Linked DNA regions of Homo sapiens: region 2 is linked to region 1. The links are chromatin contacts, found by Hi-C or POLR2A ChIA-PET in ENCODE. All regions are on one chromosome and are shown on one strand. Each heading gives the region's core, a stretch centred on a gene start or an enhancer-like site at or near the end of the contact. The rest is flanking DNA. Distances are from core to core; before and after follow the strand shown. Region 1 overlaps SPECC1L (sperm antigen with calponin homology and coiled-coil domains 1 like). Region 2 overlaps KIAA1671.

The links. Hi-C counts contacts between places; a loop is a spot of excess contacts on that map. ChIA-PET counts read pairs that join two places held with the same protein, here RNA polymerase II (POLR2A).
Region 2: a map of ascending aorta shows a loop between it and region 1 (8-fold over the local background). The contact joins two enhancer-like sites. A Hi-C loop is called at or near these places in 1 of 168 maps with a recorded cell type or tissue (ascending aorta). POLR2A ChIA-PET finds 5 or more read pairs at or near these places in 1 of 52 experiments (activated CD8-positive, alpha-beta memory T cell).

What each region holds. Positions count from the first base shown.
Region 1 is chr22:24,404,204-24,411,052 of GRCh38, forward strand. The region is part of intron 14 of SPECC1L (sperm antigen with calponin homology and coiled-coil domains 1 like); the gene reads left to right. The region is part of intron 15 of SPECC1L-ADORA2A (SPECC1L-ADORA2A readthrough (NMD candidate)); the gene reads left to right. Among named protein-coding and RNA genes, the nearest start is that of ADORA2A, 20 kb to the right of the region's middle. RefSeq lists enhancers at 4,186-4,687, 4,688-5,187. Within about 2 kb of position 2,973, at least 8 of the 41 ENCODE cell types and tissues checked have a DNase peak (open chromatin) inside an H3K27ac peak, as active enhancers do.
Region 2 is chr22:24,965,819-24,972,667 of GRCh38, forward strand. All of the region lies in intron 1 of KIAA1671, which reads left to right. Among named protein-coding and RNA genes, the nearest start is that of KIAA1671, 17 kb to the left of the region's middle. RefSeq lists an enhancer at 3,760-4,343. Within about 2 kb of position 4,238, at least 18 of the 41 ENCODE cell types and tissues checked have a DNase peak (open chromatin) inside an H3K27ac peak, as active enhancers do.

The DNA.
Region 1 (6,849 bases), core at 1,723-4,222:
ACTTGTTGGAGTGCTGAGGGGCTGGATCCGAGGCCTCCTTCTTGCTTATGGCCCACTGTGACCATCCCTAGGGGATCCCATACAGGACTCCGATGATGCCGCACTTTCTGTCTCTCCGCACTGCTCTCCTGACTCACGTGTCAGCACCACCAAGCACCTTTGGGTATCTCCAAGGTATCTTGAACTTAAGGTGACAAAAACACACCCCTCATCTGCTCAGTGCCCACCTTCCTCCAGGGAGCTCTGCCTCTGTGAAGGCCACCACCAGCGTCTGGTTCTGCCCACAGAAGCCAAGGCCCATCCGGAGCACTGCATGCGCTCTCCCTCCTCATAGCCAGTCTGTTGCCAAGTCTAGTCTGCTTTAGCTGCCAAGTATCTCTGGAGCCCTACATCTCCCACCCACCACTCCAGCCCAACTTGATACGGACCTCTGCAGCCACTGACCAGCCGGCCTCTGACTGCCCTCCCCCTGCTCCTGGCTGTTCTGACCCCAGTCCAGCCACTCTTCCCTTTAAACCTCCTTGAGCCCTGGCCCATGTCAAGTCCGTGTGTCAGCCCTGTCCAGCAAGATGCCCGCCCACCCATGAAACCCCAGGTGAGGACTCGCTGAGTGTGCAAATGAATCCTCAAAAAGAGCAGCCCATCCCCAGGCCCTCTGCCCTTTCCCACAGGCTGTCCCTAGATGTGTGGCCATGGCCACGTCCACCTGTGGATTCCATGCTGGGGCCACAGATTTTAGGGTGTCACTGTGTCTCCTGCTCTCCAACATGGAGGTTCCCCATTACTGTTAGTGGAAGAACACAACTCCAGGCCCTTCATTTTTCTGTTTGTATGCCAATCCTGATAAGATCTTTGCAGGCCTGCAGAAAACAAATCCACACACTGGTGGCCCCGGCCCTCCTGCTGGGGTGGAAAGCTCTGCCTTGTGGCATCCAAATGGCTTTGAAACAAGTTATTGTAGAGCATGCTTCCTACCGTTGTGTTTTGAGTGAGAACTTCCAGCAGCTGGGATTTCGAGCTAGTTTGTTATCTGAGTTCCTCATCCAAACCCCCTTAGAGAGAAGGGGAGAAGGAGGGAAGGAAGGAACCACACACCAGGGCACGTGGTATTGCTCCATGTGCAGCAACACATGGAGCAGTGGAGGCAGGTGGAGGTTTACAGGTCACATGAATATGATGAGGGTCAGCAGAATTGCGGCCACGTCCCCAGGAGCAGGGCTCCAGGTAGGAGCAGCCTAGGGACTTTCTCGGTGATTCTGTTGCGTGTTGGTGTCCTGGTTTGGATTCATGCCATCTGCAACACAGCAGCCATCTCCTCTACAGTAAGCAAACTAAACCCTAAAAATACCTTACAGGCTGGGCACGGTAGCTCACACCTGTAATCCCAACATTTTGGGAGGCTGAGGTGGACAGATCACCTGAGGTCAGGAGTTCGAGACCAGCCTGACCAACATGGTGAAACCTCATCTCTACTAAAAACACAAAAATTAGCCGGGCATGGTGGCGGGTGCTTACAATCCCAGCTACTCAGGAGGCTGATGCAGAGAATTGCTTGAACCCAGGAGGCGGAGCTTGCAGTGATTCGAGATTGCGCCACAGCACTCCAGCCTGGGCAACAGAGCGAGACTCTGCCTCAAAAAAAAAAAAAAAGTACTTTACATATGTAAAGCACATTACAGTTTCAGTAGGGGTCGAAGACTCGTCATCTTGTGTGGGCTGGGATTTCACTGAAGTCCAAGACAGCCAGGGTAGTGTGCCCAGGAAGTGTCAAACCTGGCTCAGACCCCTGTCCGCAAGCTTCATACTGGTGGTGGTGAGTTGTTTTTATCCAAGACATAAAAGCTTTAGCTTTTTTCCTCAATTGCCAAGAACATCCAGGGTGATTTTAGCCCTCCTGGGAAGGTAGGGATCATAAGTTCCAGGGGCCACCAATCCGCAGGCAGATTCACCTGTTGCCACCTTAGAAAGCAACAGAAAGTTTAGTTCCAGACCTCATGCAGATGGGGACAGAGCACCAGGCTGCTCCCAGGCTCTTCTGTGGGGTCCAGGCATGGAGCAGAGGCATGAGGGGCAGATGGCAAAAGGCAGGTCTGGGGGCCGCCTGCAGACACTTGATGAGGGCCCCAGGATCAGGGGAGGAGTGCTCAGCAGGCAGTAGGGAAGACAGGGCATGAACCCTTGCCCCAGGCATCCTGCGAGCAGTACCTCACTGTCATTCTCACAGTCATCCAGAGCAGTCTGGAAGGAGGCTGAGGCTCCAAGAGGCCAAGCACAGAGCTGGTCTGTGGGATCATTCTCCTCTCCCTGTGCTCCCCTGGCAGCCTGGAGCCCACTGTGGTCTGGGTTTGGGGATAGCTGGCGGGTTGTGTGCATGGTGGCGGCTGGCAGGTAGGGGGTGGAGAAGGCCTCACTGGGTGCTGGTCACACCTGCAGAGCAAAGGTCTTGACTGAGTGAGGAAGGGAGAAGCCATTTCTCTGGTGATTCCATGCGATTTTGTGTCGTTTCATGTGTTTCCTCTCCAAGATACTGATCCCGTCATAATATTAACGGGCCGTGGTGGCCGTGTGGAGGGGAGCTCCCCGCCTTCCTGCCTGGTGTTCTTGCACCGTGCCTTCCGAGAACCCAGCTTCGTTGTTCTTATAATTTAGTCAATATGACTTCATTAGCAGTTAGAGTTTTCAGCCTGGAACATTTCAAACCATGCAACAGCCAGTGACGTTGGGAGCAGAGGGCTGCGGGCTTCTTCCTCACTTCCCTGGAGGAACCCCTTTTTCAGAGCCCGGCTCATTCTCCCAACATGATCTCTGTGGATGGGGGAGGAAGCAGAGCAGCCAGTGGGCGCTCAAGCTTCACTTGGGCTCCCTACTTTCTGCCTCCAGCTTATCACATAGGGTGCCTTGGAGCCACGTGCAGCAGTCTGGCCTGGCTGCTCTCCAAACCTCCAAGGGTTAAGGGAGGTAGGGCCCCCAGCTAGCCTTCTTTTGGGCTTTACTTGTATTGATAGGAAATTTCGTTGTCAGGTACTCAAATGTGAACTTCCTCAGCCTGGAACTGAAGAAGCCATTGTTTTCTTCCCGGTTCAGGTCACTGTGGCATGCTTTGTAAAAGAAGTCTCTCTTCCCGGAGGTTCCAGGTGGGGCGGGGGTGCTGGAGCAGCAGCTTCTTCCCTGGCGGGGTGTTGGGTTTATCTTGAGGAAGCGGAGGGGGAAGGCTGGGGTTCCCACAGCCAGGCGGATGGGACACAGGAGCCTCTGCCTCGAGGCGCTGTGCAGTGGTGAGGCCAGGCACGTCCACGACCCTGCCAGAGCTGCCTGCGTTTCAGGGAGCAGAAGGGGCGGCTGCGGCAGGAAGTGAAGGTTTGTTTTCCTCCAGAAGTGAATGTGACCTCTGAGGGCCAGGCGTTGCCATTGGCCTCACACAGAGCTCCACACGTTATTAAGAAGCTTCCTGGCCCCCTCTCCCTGCAAGGATGCCTCTTTCATCAAGCACTTAGTCCCTTAGACCTGGCTCTTTTTTTTAGTACCTTTAATAGACTTTTTCCTCTGCATTTTGGACAAGGGGACCTTGCATTTTCATTTTGTAGTGGGCCCTGCAAATTACGGAGCAAGTGAGTCCTGGCCCATTCTTCATTTGTCTTGCATACTTCATTCCTGCCTCTTCTCTGTACCCTAATCCTAGACTTACTTCACTGTGGAAAGGTGCACAGGGCATTAGGAAATCTTACCTAGACAACTAAAGGAAAGCAGGCCCATCCTCCTATGATACACCTCACTTTGAATGATCCCAGAGACCAGCTGTGTGGCCTGGGTGAGTGTCTTGGCCTCTCGGAGCCTCACCCTCCTTCCAGACTGCTGCGGGTGGCTGTGAGAGTGAAAGTGAGTACTGCTCACAGGATGCCTAGGGCAAGGGTTCCTGTCCTGTCCTGTCTTCTCTGCCACCTGCCTAGCACTCCTCCCTGGTCCTAGTTTCCTCCCTAAAGAGCTGCTTTCTGAGATTCCAATGAGATCAAAGAGATGAGATTGCATGCGTGTGCGTGTGTTCAGGGGTCTTCAGTCAGCAGTAACTGTCAAGCCCTGTTTGCCACAAGGCACCTTCTTCATTAGGTCATCAGAACCCTTTATGGAGTGGTAACTGTTAAATCATGGCCAGAGCAGAGAGCCGCATGGAGGGCGGGCCAGGCCTCTTGGGAATGTAGCAGGTCTTACCCTCAGGACTGCATCTTCGTGGCCAGAAAGTGTGAGGACTACAGACTGAGGCAGAGAGGATTCTCACCTGGCCTAGGTATTTGGGGAGGACTGACATCAGTGGATGCCTGGTGGCACACATTTAGGTAGCCAGGTCAGACTGTCGGCACACCAGCCACCAGAGGCTTGCTGCCACCTTCCCCTGCGACTCTTGGCAGGTTTGCGTTTCCTCGTTCCTTAATCTGGTCACTTTCCTCACAGCAGTTTATAACAATATCTCTGGGTCATATCAGAGAAGCTGGAAGCAGCAGATGTTCAGGTTAATGAGAGGAAATGGCCTGTGAAAGTAACTCTTGGGTCTGCTGTCCTTTGGAAGGCTCATGCTTTGCACAGACACTGGAACGTTCTGGGCACGTGCAGTCAGAAGCCAGACAATACATTCTGATGATGCAGGTGATGAGAAGTCAGCCTCGTGATCCTCCACGTGGTCTGCTGCTGTGTAAGGACACCTGCCTAGAGCTGTGAGGCTGGACTGACGGTCTCCCTCGCAGGGGCGGCCTGCCCAGCCTGCTTTACTTGGGTCCTTGCTGGTTGGACACATCCTTGCAGCTCTGAGCCTGGGTTCCCATGGCCCCCACCTGCCCTTGTCTCTGAGCCAGGTCCCTGACTTGGTGTTAGGTCCTAACAGTATATAAAGAGGGGTCAGGATTCGTAAAGTGCTTTGTAAACTTTGTAAGATTCTGTACAGATATAGTTAATAATATAATGATAATAATAGTGTTAACATCATTCTGTGAATCACTCATTCCTGGGAGGAGTATAAAGTGCTCCCCAGGAGCTGGACGGTTTGCATTGAATAATAAAATTTGGGCTTTCTCAGTCCTAAAATAATAAAATTTTAGGAAGCTGGCTCTTGGTGCAGTTGAAGGTGGCGTGAAATAATGAAAGTGGGACATGGTGGTGGGGAGGTGTTCTTGTTCAGCTTGTGGTGTCTGCATAAAGTGTGAATTAGGAAAATTGAAATGTGTAGATTCATCTTCATAAGGACTGTTGCAAATAAGGGTAACGGCTACATACCAGCTGAATTGCAGAATATTTTATATGATAAAATACTCTGGGCCAGGTAAGGTGGATCACACCTGTAATCCCAGCACTTTGGGAGGCTGAGGTGGGAGGATTGCTTCAGCCCAGGAGTTCAAGGCTGCAGTGAGCTATGATTGTGCCACTGCACTCCAGCCTGGAGACAAAGTGAGATCCTGTCTCTTTAAAAAGTAATAATAAAAAATGAATTATATATTCCTTTTATAGTTACAAATACTTTAAAATATGGAATAAGGTGCCCCTTAAAAGAAAGTCAAGGCTGGGTACAGTGGCTCTTGCATGTAATTTCACTGCTTTGGAGGCTGAGGTGACATCGCTTGAGCTCAGGAGTTTCAGACCAGCCTGGGCGACATAGCGAAACCTCATCTCTACAAAAAAACAAACAAAATTAGCTGGACGTGGTAGCACGTACCAGCCTGTAGTCCCAGCTACTCAGGAGGCTGAGGTAGGATTGCTTAACCCCAGGAGGCCGTCAAGGCCGCAGTGAGTCAACTCCACTCCAGCTTGGGTGACAGAGAGACCCTGTCTCAAAAAATTTTAAAAAGTTGAGGTGGTTCACCAAGAGGTGGCATGGAGAGCACATAGCCGGCCTTAATCGGCTCCTAATGCAAGATGGGGGCTGTCAGATGATGACACCTTCAAGTTACAGAGGTGTTTTGGTTTGTGGTTTGTGTGTTTTTTCGGAGATGGGGGGGATCTCACTGTGTTGGCAGGCTGGGGTGTAATGGCTGTTCACAGGCACAGTCATACCATGCTGCAGCCCTGAACTCCTGGGCTCAAGGGATCCTCCCGCCTCAGCCTCCTGAGTAGCTGGGACCACAGGCGCATGCCTGGCAGCAAATTGCAGAGGTTTTTGATGGACTGCAAGTCTTAGCTTAGAGTCCCTGATCTGGGAGGTCAGGCTGAGTCATAACTTTTCTTAACAGAACAGCCCTGCCCCACTCCTGTGCCCCATGCTTCTTTCTCCCTGGCAGAGTTGAGGCTACAGCCTGCAGGGCTGAGGAGCCCTGTACTCATCCCACCTCCCCACACCAGACACTAAAAAGACCAATGCACAGAGGATCGAGGCATTTAATCAGACCACTAAATTGCCTCATCAAAGACATCTTTAAGCGAAACCTGTATTTTCAGATTACTTTTTTTTAACCACAAGTTTGTGGTGGGGTACACTATAGCAATCTCCAGTACATGTGGTGCGTGGCCTGGACCAATGCTCAGGGGGCCACGTTGTTGCTCTCCTTGGCTTCTCACCATCCATCAGAGCAGGTGTCATTACAGTGAAAAGGGCAGAAGGTATCTTCATGTGTGGGCGCACTTTGAGATACACCCTGACTTGGAGGATCTTTGACATGCTTCAACAACCAATGGAGAATGAGTTGCATTTTAATACATGGTGCTTTAAAGGTCATTGATTACCGGCCAGGTGCGGTGGCTCACACCTATAATCCCAGCACTTCGGGAGGCCAAGGCGGGTGGATCACAAGGTCAAGAGATTGAGACCATCCTAGCTTACAGTGAAACCCTGTCTCTACTGAAAATACAAAAAAAAATAGCCGGGTGTGG
Region 2 (6,849 bases), core at 2,988-5,487, 560 kb after region 1:
TTATAAATCATAATGTAAATCTTCCTTGCTTGTTGTAGTAGCAGAAATAGCAACAATGGCAGTAATAAAAAGTAAAAACTAACACTGATTCACTGCTTCTTATAGGCCAGTTCCTCTGACATAGATTTTGTGTGTTTATAGGATCCTCATAACAACCTATGAAGAAAAATGGTAGTGTTATTCCCATTTTATAGATGAGGAAACTGGGGCTCCAAGAGGTGAAACGCCTTGCTTCGCAGCTAGTGGCAGGCAGGGAGGACTAGAGCTTTGTTATTAATACACGAGAATCTCATTCCAGTGTAATACCCCTGCCTGTTGGAGAAACAGCTGTATTTTCACAGGCCCCAGGTCAGGGCTGAGGCTCCCAGCTGACTTTGTGTTGATAGTTCTTTCCTTTTTGTTTTGCTTCCTCAGGGAGGAAAGCCTCTTCTGGGGAGTCCTGTTTACCGATGGCTTAGCGAGCACTGCCGAGGGAAGGAAATTTTGGGTCTGTAGGGCCTCCCTGCAGAAGGGGAGCCCAGCGGGTGCATTGGGTGCACCGAGGTCACTGTACACTCACACCACCTGGCCTGTCTGGACTTGAAGCCTGGGTTTTGGCAGGCACTGCCCGCTCAGCCTTGCCCAGTGCCCTGGGCAGGGCTGGGGAGTGGCTTGGTTAGGGAACTCCCAGTGCCCTTTGGCCTGGGAAGCTGCCCAAGTTTGTCTTTCCCTTTCATTTTAGGCCCCAGCACTGGAAAGTGCTTGTCTTTGTTTCTAGAATGCTTGCTCACCTGCATACCTGGGACTGTGCTTATCAAGTGAAGAGGTTCTAGGCAATGAGAGAGAATATAGAATGTATTAAAATGAGTCCTGGGCTGGGCATGGTGGCTCATGCCTGTAATCTTAGTGCTTTGGGAGGCCGAGGTGGAAGGATTGCTTGAGCCCAGGAGTTTGAGACCAGCCTGGGCAACAGAGTGAGACCCTGTCTCTACAAAAAATTTAAAAAATTAACCAGGCGTGATGGTGCACACACCTGTAGTCTCAACTGCTCGGGAGGCTGAGGCATGAGGATAGCTTGAGCCAGGGAGGTTGAGGCTGCAGTGAGCTGTGATTGTGCCACTGCACTCCAGCCTGGGTGACAGAGCAAGAGCCTGTCACAAATGAATGAACGAATGAATGAATGGGTTCTAGGCCTGAAGTCAGGCCTCCTGAGTTTTAGTCCAGCTTCTGTGCTGTGTGTTCTTGAGTATACCCCCTCCCCTCTCTGGACCTTTTTTTTACAGGAGGACAAGGAACTGGATAGGTAGATTCTAGAGCCTCTTATTTCTGCCATACATTCTGGGAAGAATTAAAACCAGCCTTTTAAAAGACAGGGCCTAGAAAAATCACAATTTGCTGACAGGGCCTACTGTGTGCCAAGTCCCTTGTTAGGGAGGTACTGTTAGGTGCCTTCTTGTCAAATCCTCGGAATGACTCAGGCAGTTGGTATTACCAACCCCCTTTACAGTTGAGGAAACGGAGGCTCAGAAAGATAAAGCCCTCCTCAATGTCATAAGCTTGGGGTAAGAGGCTGCAGAGCCTGTATTTGAACTCAGGTCTTCCTCCTGCAAAGCTCTGACTCCATCAGAAATACCTTCTCTCCCATCGGAAGTTCCAGTGCTGTGTGTCCTTTCTTCTCTTGGGATAGTTGATCATTTTCATCTTTGTTATTTGTTGAGCATCTACTGTTTACCAAGGCCTGCACTGGGCCTTGGGCCTCAGAGCTGCCTGGGGCCTGGCCTCCGCCCTCAAGGAGGACAGAGAAGAGGAGGCAGAGAGCAGCAGGCCTAGGGCTCTGATCCCAGCCTCGGCCCCATTGTCCCCCAGCCTTGAAGCAAAACCGTTTCCCTTGACACACTTAAGACTTGGATGAGGGCCGGGCGCGGTGGCTCACACCTGTAATCCCAGCACTCTGGGAGGCCAAGGTGGGCGGATCATGAGGTCAGGAGATCGAGACCATCCTGGCTAACACGGTGAAACCCTGTCTCTACTAAAAAATACAAAAATTTAGCCGGGCGTGGTGGCGGGTGCCTGTAGTCCCAGCTACTCGGGAGGCTGAGGCAGGAGAATGGCGTGAACCCAGGAGGCGGAGCTTGCAGTGAACCGAGATCATGCCACTGCACTCCAGCCTGGGCGACAGAGTGAGACTCTGTCTCAAAAGAAAAGAAAAAAAGACTTGGATGAGACAGGACGCTTTGGCAACCAGTAGACCACCTTCTTCTTGGAGAGGCGAGGTGCCTGGTTACTGTCAGATTTAACTCGAGAAAGGCAGTGGTAATGCTTCCAAGTCCTGCCTTGATGCAGATGTCTTAATCACAGCCCCTCTGCCTTCCTGTCCTTTAATTCATTAAAAGGTAGGGAAGGGGGGCGGCGGGGCAGGGGAGAAGGCAGCAAAAAGCATGGAGGAATTTTTGGAATGCCCAGAATGCTGGCTGACCTAGCAGAGCAGGTGTGAGCCATCTTCCCTGGCTTTGGTTGGAGTCTGTTGGGCATGCCTGGAGGCTCTCTGGGTGCCATCCAGTTCTTGTCCCTGAGGCCTGAGTCACCCCGGGAAGGTGGCTGTGCTGTGAATCCAGCTGCAGCCTATAGTAGAAGACGCCACCTGGGTCCGGAGCCATGCAGCCCGCAGTCATGTCCTGGCTCTGTTTTCTCCCCAGCCATGGGAATGGTTTCCTGTATCCACCCCAGCATCCACACCCATGGAATGGGGGTGCTGATCTCTGTCTTTCAGCCTGGCTGGGAGCTCTTAGCAGGGTCACACGGTGGACACTGGGACAAATGGAGTGTCCGTGCGATTCTATCTGGGTGGGTGGTGATGTTAAGTAAAGCCCCCACTGTGTGCATGGAGCTGTCTGGAGTACTGAGACATTCCCAGACTTTTATTGATTACATAATCTTATCCTTTGGGGGACCCGCCTGCTTACTTGGCTTCCCCTCCACACCATGCATGTGTTGGGCATGAGATGACTCTCTTTTTATTTTCCAAATTGATAATTTTTATGCTCTTTTTGTCCTTATTATGCAGCAATACATTTTTATTGTTTTATTGTTTTGTTTTGTGTTGTGTTGTTTTGTTTTGTTGAGACAGGGCCTTGCCCTGTCACCCAGGTAGGAGTGCAGTGGTGCAGTCATGGCTCACTGCAGCCTTGACCTCCCAGGCTCAGGCGATTCTCCCACGTCAACCTCCTGAGTAGCTGGGACTACAGGTGTGTGCCACCATGCCGGCTAATTTTTAAAATTTTTTTGCAGAGACAGAATCTCCCATTGTTGCCTAGGTTGGTCTTGAACTCCTGGACTCAAGTGATCTGCCCACCTCAGCCTCCCAAAGTGCTGGCACTACAGGTGTGAGCCACCGTGCCCGGCCTCGTTTTTGTTGTTGAACATTTCAAAATGTAGTTGTCCCTTGGTATACTCAGGGGATTGGTTCCAGATCTCCCTCAGATACCGAAATCTGAGCAAGCTCAAGTCCTGTATATAAAATGGTGTAGTATTTGCATATAACCTACGCATATCTTCTCAAATACTTTAAATCATCTCTAGATTACTTATGATACCTAATCCAATGTAAGTGTTAGGTAAGGAGATGTTACACTGTATTGTTTATGGAATAATGACAAAAAAAAACCTCTGTACATGTTCATTACAGACACAACCATCCATTTTTTAAAAACAATATTTTTCATCCGAGCTTGGTTGAATCCTTGGATGTGAAACCGACAGATACTGAGGGCTGCCTGTACAGATAAATAAAAAGGAGATAAAATCCATAATCCCACATTCTAAAGATAACTGGTGCTAATATTCTGGGCTGTGATTTAGACTTTTCATCACACTCTGCATACATACATATTGATTGAGATTTCAGCTCCGTGTCTTGGGGCACATGTAGAATGTGGGCTTTATACTGAGGCGGCTTATATTCCACCCTGGCTCTGTAACCGCTTGGCTTTGTGACCGTAGGGAGATCACTACCCAGTATGAACTTCAGCTTCTGCTCTGTAAAACTGGGTTGCTATGAGGATTAAATGAGTGAAGGTCTGTGCACTGTTTAGAGAGGGGCCCCTTCTATGGATGCTGTAATTGATAAGTAGTGGATTTAGACAACAGGCTTCAGAGAAGACCCCCTCCGCCAGGCACAGCCGAGGTGGGAACTGCTCAGAACGGGGCTTGGGCCAGGGAGTTTGACTCACACAAAGCACTCTGGGCAAACTCTCAAACCAGTCCTGATCTTTATCACTCCGGGATGCTTCCTGTCCCTGCTGAGGCCTGGGCATTGTCCAAGTTAAAGCCACCGGACAGTCCCAGCAGGCTGGGAGGTGGCCCCTGTAAAATGAGCTCACCAAGAACCCTTCCACCTCCCCCGCTGACTTCAGCAGTGGCTTCTGGAGGACAGGCTCGAGACACCAGGGGAGAAGGACAAGGTCGGCCCACTACCTCCAAGAAGGTCTGAAAGCCATGATGTCACCTGGACACTGCAGGATCCCAGAAGGCCAGAGAGAGGAAAGGGCTGGGGGAGCCATAGGGCAGGGCAGGTCATGGAGCCTGGTTTTCAGAGGGGAGTTTGGGGTTGGAGACATCTGTAGGGAAGTGAAGCTGTGCTGTACTAGTTCTGTGACCTTGAACCAATACATTATACAACCTGGGCCATCCTTGGTTTCCGTCTCTATAAAATGAGGCTAATGGTAGGGCTTACCTAATAGGGTAGATGTGCCTTTATCATGTAAAGGCTCCTAGCACAGCCAGGCACATCGTCAGTGCCTCTTCCTCCTTCTCATCATCATCATCATCTAGTACAGGGGTCCAATCTTTCGGCTTCCCTGGGCCACACTGGAAGAAGAAAAATTGTCTTGGGCCACACATAAAGTACACTAACACTATCAATAGTTGATGAGCTAAAAAAAAAAACAAAACAAAACTCATAACATTTTAAGAAAGTTTATGAATTTGTGTTGGGCTCATTTAAAGCTGTCCTGCAGCCCGAGGGCCATGGTTTAGACAAGCTTGATCTAGTATATTTATAACAGCACCAACAATGCAGACTGAGCCAGACCCTGTGCTAAGCACTTGCTATGCACTATCTCACTCAATCATCGTAATCAACTGTAGCTGCTGTAATTTATTTATTATTTACTTATTTTGAGACAGAGTCTCACTCTTGTTGCCCAGGCTGGAGTGCAATGGTGTGATATTGGCTCACTGTATCCTCTGCCTCCCGGATTCAAGTGATTCTCCTGCTTCAGCCTCCCGAGTAATGGGATTACAGGCACGTGCCACCATGCCCAGCTAATTTTGTATTTTTAGTAGAGACGGGGTTTCACCATGTTGGTCAGGCTGGTCTTGAACTCCTGACCTCAGGTGATCCACCTGCCTTGGCCTCCCAAAGTGCTGGGATTACAGGTGTGAGCCACCACGCCTAGCCAGCTGCTGTCATTGATACTACTATCTAGCTGTCTGATTCCACATGGGAAGTGATCAATGAAGGACAGCCATAGTGGTTATTCCTATTTTTGCTGGTACTACCCAGAGCTGTCCATGTGAGACATAGCTCCCTTGCCAACCGAATATCCACAAATTTGGGCATCTACCCCTTGTGTAGAAGTGAGTCTTCTCCTGGGGCTGTTCTTGAGAAAAGCTCCTTGTTTTTCTTGTTCATGACACCTCAATGCCATGCCAGGTTGCCTTTAGTTTATGATGCTCTGAGCCCTGTTTCTCTGTTTTAGTTTCCCTGAAGGATGGCTGCTAAATCTTGGGGTTATCCCCTGGGGTCCCCCAGTGTGAATGTTGTACCCACAACATGGTACATTCCCAGTGTCTCTCAAATTTGGGGGTGATCCATCTGGCTGCTGTGGGATGTGGTACTGAATTTGCACCCAGAAATTGGTATTTTTTTGGGGGGGTCGTGGATCATGAAGGAAAGAGTTTGGCTTGTAGGTAGAGGGTTGGGGGGTTACCTGGGCTTCCCCTGGGCTGTGGCCTGAGTGCTTCCTCAAACAGGCTGGAATTCTTAACGTGCCACAGTTTCCAGAGAGGTTTCTTTAGCAGTGCTTCCAAAGGGAGCATGAACTTGGGGGTTTCATGTTCCAGGGTGTGTCTAGTGGGAGGGGACTGAGGGAGGGTAGGTGCCTGGAACAGGCTAGGGTCCCAGCTGGTGACTCAGTTTCCCTTCTACCTGGTCAGGGCTTTGAAGTCCAAGATCATGCTAGAGAGAGATGGGAATCTTTAAACATAACTTTCTGTGGTGTTTATTCCTAAAACCATATAGGATCATTGCAGAACATGAAGGAAAAATGGGTAGGTAGGCAGGCAGACCAACATTATGCAAAATGTTATCACCCAGACAGATATATTACAGTGGTTAACAACAACTAAAATATTGATCATAAACATGGTTAATGGTTATTGAGCACTTGCTACATGTTTTATATGGTTTACCTTATTTCACTGCTCAGAAAACAGTGCTCATGAGAGATCTGCATTCAGGACCCTGTGCTCATAAGCATATGGTCAGAACTACCCATTCAGTCTTCTGTCTACCGTATAGCTGCTTTCCATCCATTCTTCCATCCATTCCTCCATTTTGTATTCATCCATCCACCTACCCATTCATCCACTCATGCATGCACGCATGCATGCATCCATCCATCCATCCATATATGCATCCATCCATATATGCATCCATGCATCCATGTGTGTATTCATCTATCATTTCATTCATCTTTCCTTCCATCCACATACCTGTACTTTCTTCCTTCTTTCCATCTACTACCTTCCATTCCATCCACTTATTCTTTATTTCTTTCTTTCCCTCCCTCCTTCCCTCCCTCCCTTCCT